Linked DNA regions of Mus musculus: all the other regions are linked to region 1. Evidence: chromatin loops called from intact Hi-C (ENCODE). Cell type or tissue: left cerebral cortex. All regions are shown on one strand. Each heading gives the region's core, and the rest is flanking DNA. Links, peaks and the distances in the headings are about the cores only. Region 1 holds the start of Decr2 (2-4-dienoyl-Coenzyme A reductase 2, peroxisomal). Region 2 overlaps Rab11fip3 (RAB11 family interacting protein 3 (class II)). Region 3 overlaps Rab11fip3 (RAB11 family interacting protein 3 (class II)). Region 4 overlaps Rab11fip3 (RAB11 family interacting protein 3 (class II)).

Evidence for each region. Peaks named below come from ENCODE experiments on the same cell type or tissue, not always from the same donor. Only the 100,000 strongest peaks of a DNase experiment are listed, where the experiment ranks them.
Region 2: it touches region 1 in a loop (6-fold over the local background); 14 of 42 quality-filtered maps call a loop at or near these places.
Region 3: it touches region 1 in a loop (2.2-fold over the local background); 15 of 42 quality-filtered maps call a loop at or near these places.
Region 4: a loop joins it to region 1, with 4 times the contacts of the local background. A loop is called at or near these places in 18 of 42 quality-filtered maps.

Annotation. Positions count from the first base shown.
Region 1 is chr17:26,087,935-26,092,415 of GRCm38, reverse strand. Decr2 (2-4-dienoyl-Coenzyme A reductase 2, peroxisomal) reads left to right here and starts at 2,252. Exons shown (of 9, transcript NM_011933.2): 1 at 2,252-2,452; 2 at 3,419-3,487; 3 at 4,343-4,394. The coding sequence starts at 2,373. Nme4 (NME/NM23 nucleoside diphosphate kinase 4) reads left to right here. Exons shown (of 5, transcript NM_019731.1): 5 at 264-671. The coding sequence ends at 387. In left cerebral cortex, for the core only: a CTCF peak has its summit at 1,851 (motif pointing right); a DNase peak (open chromatin) is centred at 1,950; H3K4me3 peaks cover 1,309 bases; H3K27ac peaks cover 1,103 bases.
Region 2 is chr17:26,010,298-26,014,778 of GRCm38, reverse strand. Rab11fip3 (RAB11 family interacting protein 3 (class II)) reads left to right here. Exons shown (of 14, transcript NM_001162868.2): 5 at 862-1,005. Among named protein-coding and RNA genes, the nearest start is that of Capn15, 27 kb to the right of the region's middle. In left cerebral cortex, for the core only: CTCF peaks have their summits at 2,420 (motif pointing right) and 2,850 (motif pointing left); DNase peaks (open chromatin) are centred at 854, 2,517 and 2,787.
Region 3 is chr17:26,027,695-26,032,175 of GRCm38, reverse strand. All of the region lies in intron 2 of Rab11fip3 (RAB11 family interacting protein 3 (class II)), which reads left to right. Among named protein-coding and RNA genes, the nearest start is that of Rab11fip3, 40 kb to the left of the region's middle. In left cerebral cortex, for the core only: a CTCF peak has its summit at 2,500 (motif pointing right); DNase peaks (open chromatin) are centred at 378 and 3,733; H3K27ac peaks cover 1,104 bases.
Region 4 is chr17:26,038,472-26,042,952 of GRCm38, reverse strand. The region is part of intron 1 of Rab11fip3 (RAB11 family interacting protein 3 (class II)); the gene reads left to right. Among named protein-coding and RNA genes, the nearest start is that of Rab11fip3, 29 kb to the left of the region's middle. In left cerebral cortex, for the core only: a CTCF peak has its summit at 1,650 (motif pointing left); DNase peaks (open chromatin) are centred at 1,637 and 2,027; H3K27ac peaks cover 509 bases.

The DNA of each region.
Region 1 (4,481 bases), core at 126-4,125:
GCCCCCGTCTTCTATTCTGAGACAGGGTCTCCCTCTCTAATCCAGACTGGCCACGATTCAAGGCAGTCCTGCAATCTCAGCTTCTTCAGTGCCCTTGTTATAGGCTTGTAGCACCATAACCAACTCCAAAATCTCCTTCTCTTCTCTACGGTCACCTTGTTCCCTGACAGAGGGCAGCAGGTTAGAGGCAAGATAGCCCTGGGGTCCCAATCCAGACTTAAACTGGACTCAACCACAGACTCCACCTTTTCCACCTCTCACAGGAACGTCATCCATGCTAGCGATTCTGTGGATGGGGCCCAGAGGGAGATCGAGCTGTGGTTTCAGAGCAGCGAACTGTTGAACTGGGCAGATGGTGGTCACCACAGCAGCTGCTACCCTGCCTGAGGGCTTGCACTGCCTTCTGCACTTCAGGTCTACCCATGACCTACTACCTCTGTCAACAAGAAGTCAAGCCCCCATGCTTCCCATGTCCCCAAACCACTCCCTACTCCCGCTCTACCCAACTCCAGCCCAGGGGAGTCTAAGCCTCAACTCTATGTGCCTTTTTGTATCCTAAGTCAATACAATATTGGACCATGTCCTTGTGTACAAAAGTGCCAGACAACCTTTGGGGCATTGTCAAAGGTGACTTCACCTGCCTCAAAGGAGAGACATTAAAATTTTATGCTTAAAATGGAAATGGTCTACTTACTAGTTCTGCTATCTCAGCACTGTGTGACCTTTCCTGGGAGATATGAACAAATGCTTGTTCACCCCCTCTAGGGCACCAATAACAGACTAGAGTAACAATTCCAACCATTTCCAGTTGGTGAACCCATGAGTTCGTTGGACTGGCTTATGGGACCGTGGATGAGAGATTGGCCACAGAAACATGGGTGACCTCAGGACAGCCGAGTCACTGAAAGGTCCCCCTGCCCCCAGCATGGGCAGTGACAGCAAGCCTGATGGGATCCTGCTTTCAGTTTACCTACCTCCTACAGGGGAGTAGAAAGTCCTAGGTGAGGAGTTAAGGCCAGTGTATAATGCCGATCCTGGATTACTACTCCCCTAGTCCCAGCTACCACCGTATTCTACTTATTTCATTGGCACGACTACAGGGCCAAGCTATAGGTCACCAGAGCAATGATGCACCATGATGTCCCATAGTCATGACAAATGTGGAGGAAATTGCTTTACTCAAGCACTTTAATGAGTGTTTTTATGCATGGTATAAAACATTAGGCCTGAAGCTTAGAGCTTTGAGTAAAGAAAGGAAGGATCCCTCGACTTTGGGTAAATGCAAGAACCAAGCAAGAATCCAGGGCCCATGAAATTGAGAATCCAATTGGGGTTCTTTTGCGGGCGCTGGTATAGCTCCTGCCCATCTGATTTGTCTGAGGATGGCAGTAAAGAATAGACCGGACCTGAGGCTTCTTCAAGGCCCAGTGAGCGAGCCTTCAGTAGGAGTACACACCAGTCTTTGTGGGTATTGTGTATCAGGTCTCCTGAAGTTGGAACAGCAGAGCCTAACACTCCAAGGGCTACTCTCATCTCTCCCTCAATGCAACCCAGGCACAAAAGAGTATCCTCCACTCCCGACCTGATGCTGTCCATGATGACCACCACGGCCTGATGTCCATTTATGTTCACATTGACACATGTAAGTCACATCTCACCCCGGATCCCAGAGTCACTGATTCAGTTGCAGGTACATCATGACAGCTTCTGTGGCTAATTTGATAAGTCATTTCACTCTTTGACATCTAGACAATGGAACCCAGTTCTTGGTTCTCTGAGTTTCAGTGCAGTGATTCTTGCCAGCCAGCAAGAGGTTCACTCTGGACTTTCCACCCGGGTTAGCCACGAGAGGGAGCTATTGGGTTTGCAAGCTCCAGATTCTCTGCACTGGGAGGTAGTGTCCAAGAGCGGTGTTCATCTGGAGTTCCGACTTCCACAGCTGATAGCACGCAGCCCGGCCAGCTTGGGTATATGGACTAAGTGGCTGCACAGACACCAACTGGGAAAGGAACCGGGCATTTAACTGGCTGGAGCGTCTCTGGGCCTCTGTATCAGTGCCTCCTCCCATTCTCAGTCCCAGCAGGCTGCGCGCCACCGAGGGCGGGGTGTCCGCCTGGTCGAGTGGGAAGGGCTGGAGGCTGGGAGTTGCGGGAGGGTCTGTGATAGGAAGGCTTGAAGGGCCCAGGCACCTTTTTGGGGTGGGGCGCCCCTGTCCCACCCCCGTCTGATGGGCGGCTTGATGTGGGGGCAGAACTTTGGTCCTGGATCTTTCTGGGCGGAGCGAGCAACCTGCAGAACGCTGCGTTTTGCGTTGGAAAGGTAGATCTGGTTCCTGGTTCCACTGTCCTTGCCATCCCGGACACGCAGCAATCATGGCCCAGCCGCCGCCCGACGTTGAGGGGGATGACTGTCTTCCTGAATACCACCATCTCTTCTGCCCGGATCTTCTCCAGTGAGCTAAAGCAGGGAACCAGGGGGCGATCCAGACTTGGGGCACAGGGTTTAACGAATCTGCCACTGGATGTGACATCACAGAGGACAGATGCTCAGTACTCCGTTCCTGGGCAATCGTAGACCTGAAGTTTCTTGGGGTTCTGGAAGAATGGGATGAGGGACTGAGGGTGGAAGCTGCTCACTTTGTTTTGTTTTGTTTTAGAGACAGGGTTTCTCTGTATAGCCTTGGCTGTCCTGGAAGTCACTTTGTAGACCAGGCTAGCCTCGAACTCAGAAATCCGCCTGCCTCTGCCTCCCGAGTGCTGGAATTAAAGGCGTGCGACACCACGCCCGGCGCTTGCTCACTTTTGAAAACAAGTCTCTCTTGGTAACTTACTACGCAGAAAATTTTAGGCTAAATAAACTCCTTCACCTCCGAACTTCTAGGGAGCCTAAAAATAACCGACTTTAAAGATTGCAGTTTTATGGCTGGGGATTTATGTCTTGCAAATTCATTGAGTACCTGTTTAGCAGGAGCATGTTTTCCTTCATAGCGAAACTGGGTAGAAGTTCATGGAGTGAAAGTTCTCCACGGGCCGCTTATCTATTTGAGCTTGAGTTAACAGAGATCTATCTATCTAAAGCTCTTCGAGATGAGGTTTCTCTGTGAAGCCCTGGCTGTCCTAGAACTCTCTCTGTAGACCAGGCTGGCTTTTAATTCTTGGTCCCCCTGTCTCCACTTCTCACAGGCTGGAATTACAGGCATGCATCCCCCATCAAGCTAAAACATGGTTTTCAAAGAAGAGTTTAGGGACTAGAGAGATGGCTGAATAAGTTCAGAGCACTTACTGTTCTTGCAGGAGACCCAGCATTGGTTCCCAGCATCCACACGAGGACTCAACTCTCTGTAGGCACACAGGCAAAACACTCATACTGGTAAAACAAATAAATATTTAAAAATGACTACATTTTCTTGTTTTTGAAGGGACAAAGTGGCCTTTATCACAGGTGGTGGTTCTGGGATTGGCTTCCGGATCGCAGAGATTTTCATGAGGTACACACTACCGGAACCCTTCCTGCCACCTTACGTCCCTTTGTCTGGATCTTGGTGGATTTGGGGGAGTGGTTGAATGCTGTCTTGGGGAGAGGTCAGGACCTTTGTGGTCTCCTAGAATTAGTTGAGACTGTGTGTGACTAGCCTCACAGCCTCGTACGTTGACGGGGTGCTGCTGATGTGGGAGAAGAGTGTCCCTTGGACACAGGTTTTGTGACCTCATTGAGAGGATTAGCAGCTCGATACCAAAGCTGGTGGAGGCTCAGAATTGTGGAGGTGGAGGTAGAAGAACCCTTCTCCAGTCTTCCCCAGCACTCAGCTTTTCACAACTGGACGTGAGTCCCACAAGAATCGACTGAGGCTCCAAGTAGTAGATTATTATTCAGAGCTGGTGGCTTTATGAAGTTTCTTCTAGTAGAACAAAGCCCTGTCTATTCAGAGTCGGGAAGATTAAATAAGCTGGTGTAGCTTCTATGAAAACCTGTGGAGCAGGTCATAGACACTGTTGTCACCGGGTGGCTCCCCCTCTCAAAATGGGCTCCTGTTCTTCACTCCAGTGTCCCAGCAGGGCCCTGCACAGATATGGGATTGACACCAGTATCCCACTACACCCTCTCTGCCATGTACATGGTATCTGAGGCAGGGTACCCCAAGCCAGAGACACACCACAGACACCTAGGAGTGGGCAGCCATGGCATCCAGAAGTCTGTCTAGACTTACACAGTTGTGCCTGCTGCCGGTCAGGCCAAGAAACTAAGAAACTTGGGGGAGTTCCTTCTGGAGTAGTGCTTGCTGGGAGCCCCCCAGGGTTTGTCCCTCATCTTTTCTTCTCAGGCCTACTATCTGGTTTTATAGGCATGGCTGCCACACTGTCATCGTCGGCAGGAGTCTGCAGAAAGTGACCACGGTGAGAAGAAAGCTGTGGGGAGGAGTCCTGAGACCCAGAGGATAGAAACAGAACAAAATCTGTCTCTTCTTGAGCAGAGGAGCTCAG
Region 2 (4,481 bases), core at 354-4,353, 78 kb after region 1:
TATACATGCTTAATTCCAGCACGGACGTGTAGAGGCATGGAGATCTTCGTGAGTTTGAGGCAAGCCTGGGTTACCTCTTGAGTTGCGGGCTACCCAAGAGCTATATAGTGAGACCCTGTCTCAAAACAACAATAATAATAACAAACACTTTAAAAGGTTGACTGCTCAGTGTGTACAAGTCCTAGGTTCTAGCCCCAGTACTACAAAAAAAGTTACTGAAAGACGTAATTGTTTATCTGTTAAATTTTTTGTTTTATATTTTCTGTTTGTTTTGTTTTTGAAGACAAGATTTCTCGGCGTAGCCCTGGCTGTCCTGGAACTCACTCTCTAGACTAGGCTGGCCTCGAACTCACAGAGATCTACCTGCCTCTGCCTCCCAAGTGCTGGTATTAAAGGCATGCACCACCATCACCCAGTGCAAGTTGTTCTATTTCTTTAGACCTTAGTAGATCCAGGAAGGGAGTACACAGGTAAGAAGGACAGCTGTGACAGCACGGGATCCTACACTTTTACTGATGTCCAGCTGCTAAGACTGGCCACGTGTGTGAGCTTCATGGGTGTCAAACTGAAAGCCACAACCCTGTTGGAGTACTGTGGTTTGAACCAAAAGGGCTGACTCTACTGACAGCTCTTAGCATGGTCTGTCACCTTATTGTCTCCCTTATACCCCTTTGAAGTGATGGCTTACGTAGCAGCTCACTTCTTGGAAATGGGTCTCACCTGTTTCTGCTTCTGTTCTGTTTTAGCAGTGTGGCTCCTGCAGTGATGGAGCTCAGACCTGTGGCTTGTCGAATAGTACGCATCTCATCAGGTGCCTGGGTGCCTGTGGCCGTGACTCAGAATTGCTTCTGTCTTTTGTAGATCCCGCCCCCACAGCCAAGCTGTCGTCATGGTGATTGGCAGTGAGGAACATTTTGAAGATTATGGTGAGGGCAATGAGGCAGAACTATCCCCGGAGACCCTCTGCGATGGGGACGGCGAGGACCCTGCTTTTCTCACCCCCAGGTGACACCTTGCACTGTCATGATCTACTCCCTCTCTACACCTAGTGCTGGGGAAGCCCCTCTGTTGGGCCTTGCTGGTCAGGAGGCTTGCTTTGTCTGTGTAGCTAAAACCACACAGACAAGTTCTGAGCCTGTCTCAGAGTGAAGTCTAGCTGAGATCCTCTTGTCTGTCACTGATTACTCTATGGCCTGTGGCTGGTTTTGAGGGACACTATAGAATCATAAGCCAGCGGGCTGGTGAGATGGCTCAGTGGGTAAGAGCACCCGACTGCTCTTCCAAAGGTCCAGAGTTCAAATCCCAGCAACCACATGGTGGCTCACAACCATCCGTAACGAGATCTGACTCCCTCTTCTGGAATGTCTGAAGACAGCTACAATGTACTTACATATAATAAATAAATTTAAAAAAAAAAAAAAAAAAAGAATCATAAGCCAGGCCATATGTGCTAATATTGGCCAAGTTTTCTGAAAAGTTCTCAGCTATGATATCGAGTAGGCATGATGAAGATGCTCACTCTCTTTAAGTTGTGCCTCAGGACATTGACTTGTGTGCTCACTAGACCCTGCCTGGCTTGTCTGAAGGCCCAGGTAGTCCCTCCTGAGCTTTCCATCTAAGGAAACCACTGCCTCTCAGTGGGGCCTGGACCTGTCTGGACAGCTCTTCCATATTGCCAACATCTCCTGTTTGCTTTCATGTTCCTGAATTTTGTGATGCTTTTGTGTCTACTTCAGCTCGGTTACCATGACAGCACAGACATGTGGAACCAGTGCTAGGAGGGCTACCTGTAAGCTTCACCTGGGCCTCCTGCTCATATACCACCTCAAAGGTGCACTGGCTGTGAAGTGGGATCTCTGAGTGCGTCCTGGGCACTCAGTCCTCCTTCGAGGAGTCCTAGGGACTTTGAGTTGAAGTAGTGGACTTATTCCAGAATTTGGCATTTGTGCATCCATGTGGCAGTCTCTCCTGTTTGTGAAGTTTGCCCCATCTCCTGCCTGGTGTTTTTAATCTAAATTGTAATTTCCACACTACATTTTATATATTCCTTTCTTTCGGAAGTTCTTCAATTGAACTTCCAGATCAGCTTCCCATGGCCTGTGGGTCCTACCCTAGGGATGAGGTTGCCCAGAACAGATGCATCATGATAGTGCACTAAGAGCTTGTTGAATTGGAATCATGGGAGTTGAGCCCCAGCATCCCCACAAGGTTGACAGAATCCCAAGTTAGCACGGATCTCAAAAGCACAAGTCTGCCAATGCACCTTTCGTTTGTTTGTTTGAGACAGTAATATCATCTCAAAATGACAGAAACCCAGCAAATAAACTCCCCTGGAGGCACACTTTGATGTCACATTCAGGTGACTTCCACAGGGGATAAGGATACATTGCCCACTATTAAGTGGGGTTCTGTGTTATAGCTCTCACTGGCCAGCAGGGGGCATGTGTCTAGCTGGTGGGTGTCCAGGCTCCCCAGGGTGGTGTAAGGCGGGGCTCATGGTAGTTGCAAGAGCACAGCCAGCACCTCGGACAGTTCATTCCCTTCCCCTGCGTCTGACTTGTGCAGTTAACACCTCCTCCCTGTGCCTGGCAAAGATAACCTAAGCGGGCCTCCTCTCTCTCTCCTGACTGACCCTCTGTCTTTCTAGCTCCAACCCTCTTGCCTCAAAGCTGTGCGACGTCCTCACTGACGAGGCCTTTGAGTTTTACTGTAGCCAGTGCCATAAACAGATCAACCGCCTTGAGGATCTGTCTGCCCGCCTGACTGATCTTGAGATGAATAGGTAACGAGGACCTGGTGTTACCTGTGCTGCCGGAGACTCCCGCTGCAGTGCTGCCCTCTGCTGGGTGCTGTCCGCGGTGCTCCTGCTCTGGTCACCTCTTCTAGCCAGGCACTCTGACATTGGGACTCTCCTGCGGCCCAGCTGTCCCTGCATGCCTTGATCTCGCTAGCTGCCTATGTCCTGTCTCCTTTATGGAGGTGGCTACCTTGTTGGCTGCTGTCCTTGTTGGAGAAAACAATCTAACACGTGAAAGAGGATACTCCAGCACTTTATAAAAATGAGGCACAGGAACCAGAGTAGGGAATTTAAAGATGGGTTTTTGAAATCAAATTTGTTGCTGGGAGGTGGTAGCACACACTTTTAATCCAGCAGAGACAGGCAGATCTCTGAGTTTGAGGCCAGACTGGTCTGTAGAGCGAGCTCCAGGACAGCCAGGGCTACACAGAGAAATCCTGTCTTGAAAAAGTAGGACAAGCCAGGCACGGTGGCGCACACCTTTAATCCCAGCACTCTGGAGGCAGAGGCAGGCGGATTTCTGAGTTCAAGGCCAGCCTGATCTACAGAGTGAGTTCCAGGAGAGTCAGGGTTATACAGAGAAACCCTGCCTCAAAAAAAAAAAAAAAAAAGAAAAAAAGAAAAAGAAAAATCAGGACAAAATTCATGAATAGTTTGTTTCCTGGAATGTTAGTCGTGCTCACCTGTGCTCTGGGGGCCTCGAGTTTGTAGGCAGGGTTGAATTCAGAGGACTTAGCATTACCACTTTACACCTCACGCCTGCTGCTCCTCTGCCTGTGCATCTCTTATCTCTGCCCTTTGTCCCACTGTCTCTGTGACCAGGCCCAACAGAACCAGCATTGCAGCTAAGTTTCCTTGCTGGCTATTTGCAACTTCACATACTCATAGGAAACATCTTTGGGTTCTTTGTTCACCTCAACATTCGCCAGATGCCATTGGCTTGGTGTGAAGAGGGACACGCCCCTGGCTGGGGGACTTTTAGGAGAAGGGTCTGGAGAAGATTAGGCGGTATGTGACGCTACCAATAGCATCTCCTGCTAGGCTTAGGTGGCGAGTGGCCACACAGGCTCCTGTCGGGCAGCACTGTTACTGCAGGAAGGCAGAGCATCTCGGGAGTGGAACACACTTGGAGGTCTGTGAGCGGCTGCCCCTTGCCTGCCCCGCCATTGCAGGACTGGATCTACACCTCCGTCCTGTTCCAGACCCTGTGCCATAACCCGTCGTGGTACCTGTGACTTAGCTTTTTCCCTGTGTTCTGTGCAGCATCACAAAGCTGGAGGCCTTTAACCAATATCCAGTGAAGTAGGATCTTGGCCAGTTGGGAAGGATCAGAGGGAGCCTGCTGGGGTCCTGGCCACGAATCCAGTAGTATCCTTTGAGGGCATGTTTTGGCAAGACTTGAAAATAAAAATCCGGTCTCTGGTGATTCCAGAAACCCGTCCAGTTCCCAGTATAGGGCACACAGGCTTTCCCCTGCCATGCATTCAGTGCTAGGAAGGAGCCAGCTGTGTTCTTCCTGCTGGTGAGCCATCCTGCTATTGATGAGTGAGTGGCTTTGAGTTACAGATATGTTGTAAAGGAAGATCCGTATGTTGCCTCAGTCACTGAAGACGTTTCCAGTGCTGAAAACCTGCCTGGAAGATGATGGTGATCATGCCAGTTAGGCCTCTTGGGGCAGTGTCAG
Region 3 (4,481 bases), core at 224-4,223, 60 kb after region 1:
TGACAGATTGAGCTTCATGATTCAGCCCCAGCCTAGGCCATGAAAAGTGCTCAGTGGGACAGTCCCCTGCCTCAGCCATTCTGCCCGGCACTGGAGGAACTGCCCAGTGTATCTGATTAGGGCCGTGCCTTACTTTTCTGCTTCTGTACTTTTGGGGTTTCATTTACTTGCGATTAGGAAGACACAGTGAGAGACTAGAATGAGAGGTGAAGTCAGAGATGGTTTTTGAATCATTTTGTAGCATTTAGAAGAGAGACGTCACACATCTCCAGTGGTGTTCTCTTCAGGTCTCACTGTAATGTACTGTGCAGCTATAGCCAGCCTGGATTGCCTGTCAGCCTCACTCCATGGGCGAGCAACACAGCAAACCACACAATATATTGACCCAGTTTGCAGGGAAGCGCAAGACGCCTGCTGTCACAGCCACAGGCACTGTTCCAGGAATAGAATGAGACAGGCAACTGTTACAAATAGGCCAGGACTCTGGTTCTTGTGCCCCTACTTCAAGTTTCCACTTAATAGCGAGCTGTGGTGGTGTGCACACCTACAATCCCAACATTCAGGAGGCACAGACAGGTGGATCTCTGTGAGTTCAAAGCCAGCCTGGTCTATATAACAAGTTCTAAGGCAGCTAGGGATACATAGTGATATCCTGTCTCAAAACAAAACAAAAAAAATTCCACATAAAGACACACAGGCGGGCTGGTGAGATGGCTCAGTGGGTAAGAGCACCCGATTGCTCTTCTGAAGGTCTGAAGTTCAAATCCCAGCAACCACATGGTGGCTCACAACCATCTCACAACCATCTGTAACGAGATCTGACTCCCTCTTCTGGAGTATCTGAAGACAGCTACAGTGTACTTACATATAATAAATAAATAAATAAATCTTAAAAAAAAAAAAAAGACACATAGGCAGGAAGATCTCAAGCTTAAGGCCTGCCTGGGCAACTGAGAGAGACCCTGTCTCAAAGTCAAAAAGCAGGGCCAGAAAGAGGTCCCAGTATTAAGAGTACTGCGTACTCTTCTAGTAGACCTGGGTTCAGTTCCCAGAACCCACATGGCAGCTCATGACCATCTGCAGCTCCAACCAAGAGGCTCTAACACCCTCTTCCGGCCTTTGTGGGCACCATGCATGCAAGTGATGCCTGCCAACAATATATATATAAAAATATAAAGGGGCTGGAGAGACGGCTCTCGTTTGGGTCTCTGCATCCATGGCAGGCAGTTTTTGGCTGCCTCTAACTCTAGCCCAAGGGCTTCAGTGCCTCTTCCAGACCCCACAGTGAAGTTATAATTATGTGGATAAATGCACCTATATTCCCCTTTCTCTTTATATAAATTTAAGATTGGTTGTATATTTATATTTTATCTCATTAAGGTATTATTTATTACTAAGCAAAAATAGTACCTTCAAGGAAAAAAAAGTGTCATCTTGGATGTTTACAAGTGAGTATCTTATGATCAGCAGGGGGTCTGCCCTGACTTCACATGCTGGTCTAGAATTACAGAGATCTGCCTGTCTCTGCCACCACTGCCCTGGTCAAACATTTCACCTCAATTCCAAATCATCCTTAACTTTTTAGAAAACAACACATTTGAACTGTAGAGACATTCTGAATTTACATAAGATCTTTAAAATTTTCCTATTTTTGAGTAATGCCAAACAATAAAAATACCCTTTGTATTTTCTGTTATTGGGTAAAAACGAAACATTCGAGCAAGCATCAAGCAAAGAAACAAGACAGTTGTACACTTTTGGGCCAGTGTGTTGTGTCCTGCTGTAGCAGTGAACCCTGTGCATAGTCAGGTGGTGCTGCCCAGCGCTGGCTGACCCTTAGCAATAAGAGCTGACGTCTCACAGCCAGAGCGCTCTGAGTTACAGCTGCCGTCAGTTTCCTTTCTTCTTTCAGGAAGAGCCTTTCTCTTTCTCTATTTTTACTGCTGGAATTTCACATTCCATCACTCAGACCCCTCCTTACCTAGGTCTGCTTAGAGAGGGCACAGAAAACAGTAATCATCTGTGAACATGGTTTTTTTTGTTTTTTGTTTTTTTTTTTGTTTTTTGTTTTTTGTTTTTTTGAGACAGGGTTTCTCTGTGTAGCCCTGGCTGTCCTAAAACTCACTTTGTAGACCAGGCTGGCCTCGAACTCAGAAATCCGCCTGCCTCTGCCTCTGCCTCCCAAGCACCATCGCCCGGCATCCATGAACATGTTATAACTAGTTCTATAATGAATAACAGCTAAAGCAGAAATATACAAGACCCAAGCGACTTCTGCTGTGCTGTTGCATGTTCTTTTAACATGGAAAATATTTTTCCCTTTAATTTCTGCATCTCTTCTTAAGACTTCAATTTACCAGTTGTAAACTTAATGCCTTATCAGGTCAGATGCCTGGATCCTTTTTTTTTTTTTTAAAGATTTATTTATTTATTTAATGTATGTGAGCACACTGTAGCTGTCTTCAGACACACCAGAAGAGGGCGTCAGATCCCATTACAGATGGTTGTGAGCCACCATGTGGGTGCTGGGAATTGGATTTCTGGAAGAGCAGTCAGTGCTCTTAACCCCTGAGCCATCTCTCCAGCCCTGCCTGGATCCTTGTTGTAGCTCCGGGAAGATGTTCCTTCTGGACTTGTGTGTTTGCAGGCACCTGAAGCCAGCACGTGTCTGTGATGGCGAGCCTTGCCCCCATGGTTCAGTTCAGCCTTCTGCTGGTGCTGGCCAGGCCTTTCCAGCTTCTGCTTACCATGCTTCTGCGTCTGCGACTGCGTCTGCGCACTTCAGGCCGCAGCTTCAGGCCTAGGTGCTCTGGTGTGCTTGGGAGAAGTGGCAGCTGTTGTGCTCTCAGACTTTGGTCTGCTTTCATTCTTTTTTAAATAGACCAGGCCTCTTGTCTGGCTACCCTGGCCCCCATCCCAACCTTTTCCCCTGCACCTTTTCAGGCTGTAAGCTTGGGTTCCAGTTGTCTCACATTGGGTACCAATTGTAGATGAAAAGATTATTATGTTCTGTATATACTAATTAATGCTGGCAATTAATACAACAGCAATTATTCCTTAACCAACTTTTCCCCAAATAACCACACAGAGACCTTTTAATATTTGAAAGCCTTAGGCATTAGCTGGGCAGGCTCTCAACTAGTTTATCTAAGTTAACACAAACACCTAGCCCCATCCGGCTCTGTGGCTGGCTAGATCTTTTAGACCTGTGATCAACTCTCTCTCCTCTCATGTCTCCTGGTGAAAGACTTTCTCCTTCTTCCCAGGGTTCCTTCTGCCGCCTAGGAAGTATAATCTGCCACTTCCTGCCCAGCTAATTGGCTATCAGATTTTTTTATTAAAGCCAATCAAAGAATGCCTTAGGTAGGTGAGGAAGGACAGTGACACAATTTCACACAGGTTGCCCTGACACTACAGGCACCTGTACACATACCTACCTACAGACACACTTAATTTTTTTTAATAAAAAAATTAAAAAGAAGAGGCAAAACCAATTTAACATTTTTTTTTTTTTTTGTTTTCAAGACATGGTTTCTCTGTGTAGCCCTGGCTGTTTTGGAACTCACTCTGTAGACCAGGCCGGCCTCAAACCCTGAGATCATCCTGGCTCTGCCCCCCAAGTGCTGGGATTAAAGGCATGTGCCACCGTACTTGGCAGACACTAGTATTTTTAAAGAGACTATAAACTTGCCAGCCACATTTACATGTCCCTCTGGACACCATGTGGGTGGGTGCGCATAGATGATTTGCATGCCCCAGACTGCAGACACATTCATGGATCTACCGTGCTTGGTGGGTTTTAAAATTTCAGGTTCCTAATTTCAGTTTTGGAGTCTGAAGCAAACTTGCTAACATGGCAGTAGGAAAACCTGCTAGAAATGTCCCAGCCTTTCTGCCTGACTGTCTAGGATAAGGGGACTTTCCCTCCTGATTCTGGAAGGTTCTGTCTGTGGCAACAACCAGCTGTGTTAGAAGCCGTGGCATATGTGGCTTTCCTGGAGCTCTCCTGGACCAGATAATGCAGGGCCCACAGCTTGAGGTGGCAGAGGCCGGGTGTGCCTGGGCTGCAGGCTCCTCCCCTTTTCCATTGTCCTGCTTCCACATGCACAGCTATGCAGAGGACCCGTGATTCTTATTAAACTATAAACATGTTGTGTAATGTGTGTGTGTTAGAAAAGGACATCAGATCCCTTGGGACTAGAGTTACAGATGATTGTGAGATACAGTGTGGATGCTGGGAATCGAACGAAATTTCTCTGGAAGCACAGCTAGTGGGTCTTAACTGCTGAGCCATCTCTCTAGCCCCCAAACCCACAGGTTTTTGGAGGCAAGGTCTTTATATGTGCCTCCAAATCCACAAGTTTGTTTGTTTGTTTGTTTTGTTTTTGTTTTTAAGGCAGGGTCTTTTTCTTTCTCGCTGGCTGTCCTGGAACCACTATGAGGAACAGGATCACAGAAACCCACCCACATGTGACTCCTGA
Region 4 (4,481 bases), core at 144-4,143, 49 kb after region 1:
TAGACACTGTTCTATTGCTGTGAAGAGACACTGCGACCAAGGCAACTCTTATTAAAGAAAGCATTTAATTGGGGGCTGGCTTACAGTTTCAGACGTAAGTCCATTATCATCATGGTGGGGAGCATGGCAGCAGGCGAGCCGCTGAGAGTTGTACATCCAGATTCTCAGGCAGTGGGGCGGGGAGTGGGGGGGAGCGAGCGAGCGAGCGAGAAAGAGAGAGAGAGAGAGAGAGAGAGAGGCAGGCCCTGTTATGGAGTTCTAAAACCTTAAAGCCCACTCCCAGTGACACACTTCCTTCACCAAGGCCACACCTATATTATCCTGGAGCAGGTGGTAGGTGGGGGTGGGGGTGGGGTCTTCCTATTTAGACCACCACAACTGCTCACCGTGCTGAGGGATTCCTCTGTAGTCATCACTACACTCTCAGCCCAAGTCTCTCCTTAGCCAGGGTTCACCCTCCATCTGTTCCCCTTCCCTCATTTTGAAATTTTATTTATAGAGTACATATCCATATAAAGAGGGGAGTAGTGGACCCTTCCCAGCCTTGCAGCTCTGTCATGCAAATTCAGTTGTGTCTGTATTTACCCACATGTACAATTTATATATAATTTAATATTTAATATTATATATTTATTAATACACATATCTAATCTGTTCTAAATATTCAGTTACGACTTAATCTTAGATAAATAATACTAATGTATTTAGAAAATATAGATATTAAATAGAAAATATATTTATAAATATAAATATTAAATAATATATATTTATTTAATTTTAAGATACAATGTCATATATATCTGGCCTCCACTCACTATGTAGCTCTGGCTGACCTTGAATTCCTTCTGATCTTCCTGCCTCCACCTCCCAAGTCCTGTCATTAAAGATCTGTAGCCCCAGTCCTGGCTGGGCACGAAACCTAGGACTTCTGAATGCTAGGCGAGCACTCTACCATGAAAGCCCAACTCCTGTTCCAGAAGTCTGAAATAACTCCACATATGTCAGTAAGTGTATCTAGACACCAGTGCTCTAAAATATTGCCAAGTCTATAACCATTAACAGCAGCCCATGTCATCCATAGCCAGTGAATGTTCAAATTTCTAGCTACCTATAGGTGTGTGTTTGAGCACAGGCCCTAGGTAACATGGGCTGTCTTTCTCCCCCTGACAGAGTCTCTCTGAACCTAGAGCTTGCTGATTCAGTCAGCCTGGCTGGCCAGCAATTCCCAGGGTTCCTCCTGCCTCTGATCCAGGCGCTGGAATTATAGGTGTGCACTGTTGGGCTCTGCAGTTTTGTAAAAGGCGGGTGTGGGAGAGCAGACTCAGGTCCCCATGCGTCCGTGGCCAGCCCTCAGTCCTCTCCCTACGGAGCCAGCACCCCAGGTCTTCTCTGTGCTTGTTGGGGTCCATGTCCATGAAAGCACTGTGTGTTTGACAGAGAGTCCTGGTTGTCTTCATGAAATCAGCAGTTCATTTTCTGACTCTGTCAAACTTCTCAAAGGCTGAATCTGGGTCCCTAGGATGTGGTCAGCTGTCCCTTTTTTGCTCTCTTTGCTTCTTCTTGCTTGGCTGCAATATCTGGCTCTGGGTCCTAGCTCTGGATTCTTGTTTAAGGAGGGGAGGTGGTGTCAGTAGGGTCAGGCTATCGCCACCTGCTGGTGGTGCTGTGTTGTGTGCTCAGGACAGGCAGGCCGATCCTTTTTGTTTAACTGGCTTTCTTTCACACAGTGACTCATCTCCTAGTTACGCCCGAGCACACCTGATGTGTTTGTTTGTTGTCACATCTGATGTGCTTGCTGTTGCAGTTGTCAGTCTGCAACCTACTTTTTTTTTTTTGAGACAGGGTTTCTCTGTATAGCCCTGGCTGTCCCAGAACTCACTTTGTAGACCAGGCTGGCCTCGAACTCAGAAATTCGCCTGCCTCTGCCTCTCAAGTGCTGGGATTAAAGGCGTGCGCCACCATGCCTGGCGCAGTTGTCAGTCTGAATTCTTGTTCTGAAAGGTTCTGGAAGGAAGCCTCTCCACATTGCCTCCTGAGTCCTGCTGTTGCGTCACAGCAGTTTTGGATAGCTGCTCTGTTCTCAGCTGTGTTGCTGGGCTCCACACTCAGCTGCCGCAGTCCCATAGTCACACAGTAGCTCCTGCTTCTTCAGAAACTCCACAGCTGGGGGTGGGGGGTGGGGGGCGTCCTTCCAGGCCTCCTCATGCTTTAGTAGTAGGTTTCTCTCACACAGTGCTCTTGAAGGAACTCCAAGCCATGACCACAGCTACAAAACTTAACCATAGTCCCTCCTGTCCCCTTCCCTCATCTCCTCCCTCCCTCTCGTTCCCTCCTCTCCCTTCCGAAACAGTCTTTTAACCAGATTGGCCTTGAATTTGCTCCATAGCCGAGGGTAACTTTGAACTCCTGGTTCTCCGAGTGTTGGGATTTCAGGCGTTCTCTCCCCACGTCCACAGTTGGTTCCACTTTTGATTTTTTTCTTTTGTTTCTTGTTTCATTAACTCTGTTTTGTTTTCCTAATGCTGGTGATTGAACTCAGGGCAGGGCCTTGACATACTAGGCGGGTACTCTAGCACTGGGCCACACTCCCAGGCTGCTTTTAAAATTAACTCATTCTATTTAGTGCATGTCCCCCAAGTATGCACACTTACGTGAGTGTGCGCATTCTCAAATATTCATATGTCCCATGGTGTGTGTGTGTCCGTTACAGGACAACTTTGGAAACTGACTGTCTCTGCTCCCCTGCTCTACAGGTTAACTCAAGTTGTCACACCTTGTGTTCGAGAGCCTTCACCTCCTGAGCCGTTTCACTAGCACATCTTTTTATTTCTGTACAGGGTCTTAGTAAGTTGCTCAGGCTGGCCTTGAATGTGTGGTCTTCTGGCCTCTGACTCTGCTGTAGCTGTGCTTACAGGCCTAAGCTCAGCTTTTTTTTTTCCTTCCCCTTTTAAATACATTCTCAATTCATAGTGCCACTACAATTCAAACTCAGGATTGTGCTGTGCTGTGAGTGTCCTCCATGGTGCAGAGATAAATCTTGACAGAGCCCTTGTGGAAGTTGTCCCTCTGCTCTGGCCTATGGAGGGGATAGCTCTCACCAGACACTTGATGCTGGCACCACCATCTTGGGGCTCCAGGCTAGAATGTGAGAAATAGGCTTCTGTTCTTATCGATCACACAGTCTGCAGTACATGGTGTTTTTAGTCATCTTCTGACTCTCTCTCTCTCTTTCTTTCTTCCTTTCCTTTCCTTCTCTCTCTCTCTCTCTCTCTCTCTCTCTCTCTCTCTCTCTCTCTCTTTGTCTTTTTCAAGGCAGGGCTTCTGTGTAATAGTCTGACTGTTCTGGAGTTTGCTTAGTAGACCAGGCTGGCCTCATGCTCACAGAAATTCACCTGGCTCAGCCTCCTGGCTATCCTGGAACTCACTCTGCAGACCAGGCTGGCCTCAAACTCAAAAATCCGCCTTCCTCTACCTGGGATTAAAGGCGTGCACGTCCACTGCCTGGTTTTTAACCCTTTCATAAAGGACCGTGGTTCTTAGCAGCACTTGGAATGCTGGGCTTACAGTGTCTGTCATTGTGAGAGCTATTGCTCTCTCAACCTCAGTGTAACCTAGCTCCTCTACAGAGTCACTCGATTTCTGTGCAGCTTGAATTTCTTATGAATTCTTCCCTTTGAAGTTCAAGACCTTCGGAAACATGCTAGGCAGGTACTCTTACACAGACTAAAAGTTGTGGAGAGGGTCTTTGATGTATTTAGGTGCATGCGCACACACGCGTGCACACATCACGTGTTTAAGAATTCCTCAGAGGACAAAAGATGGTATCAGATCCCCTGGGGCTGGAGTTAGAAGTGACTGTGATGGACCTGATGTGGGCGCTGGAACCTGAATTAGGGTCTCAGGTTGCTGATCCTTACAATCAGTAAGGCCTCGCTTGACCTTTGTTTTGTGTTTGAGACAGGGTTTCTCTGCATAGCCCTGGCTGTCCTGGAACTCATTCTGTAGACCAGGCTGGCCTAGGACTCAGAGCTCCACCTGCCTGTCTGTGCCTCCCAAGTACTGGGATTCTTGTGCCAATATGGTCTGTCTGTGTGCATATGTGTGAGAGAGAGGCGGGAGACAGACAGGCCTTTAATCCTAGCATATTGGAAGCAGAGGCAGGCAGAGCTCTGTGAGTTCGAGGCCAACTATAGGGTGAGTTCTAGAACAGCCAAGGGTCACACAGAGAAACCCTATCTTGAAAAACCAAAAAAAAAAAAAAAAAAAAAAACCCAACCAAACAAAAAAAAAAACAAAAACAAAAACAAAAAACCCAAACAAGGGCTGGTGAGATGGCTCAGTGGGTAAGAGCACCCGACTCCTCTTCCGAAGGTCCAGAGTTCAAATCCCAGCAACCACATGGTGGCTCACAACCATCCATAACAAGATCTAACTCCCTCTTCTGGTGTGTCTGAAGACAGCTACAGTGTACTTGCATATAA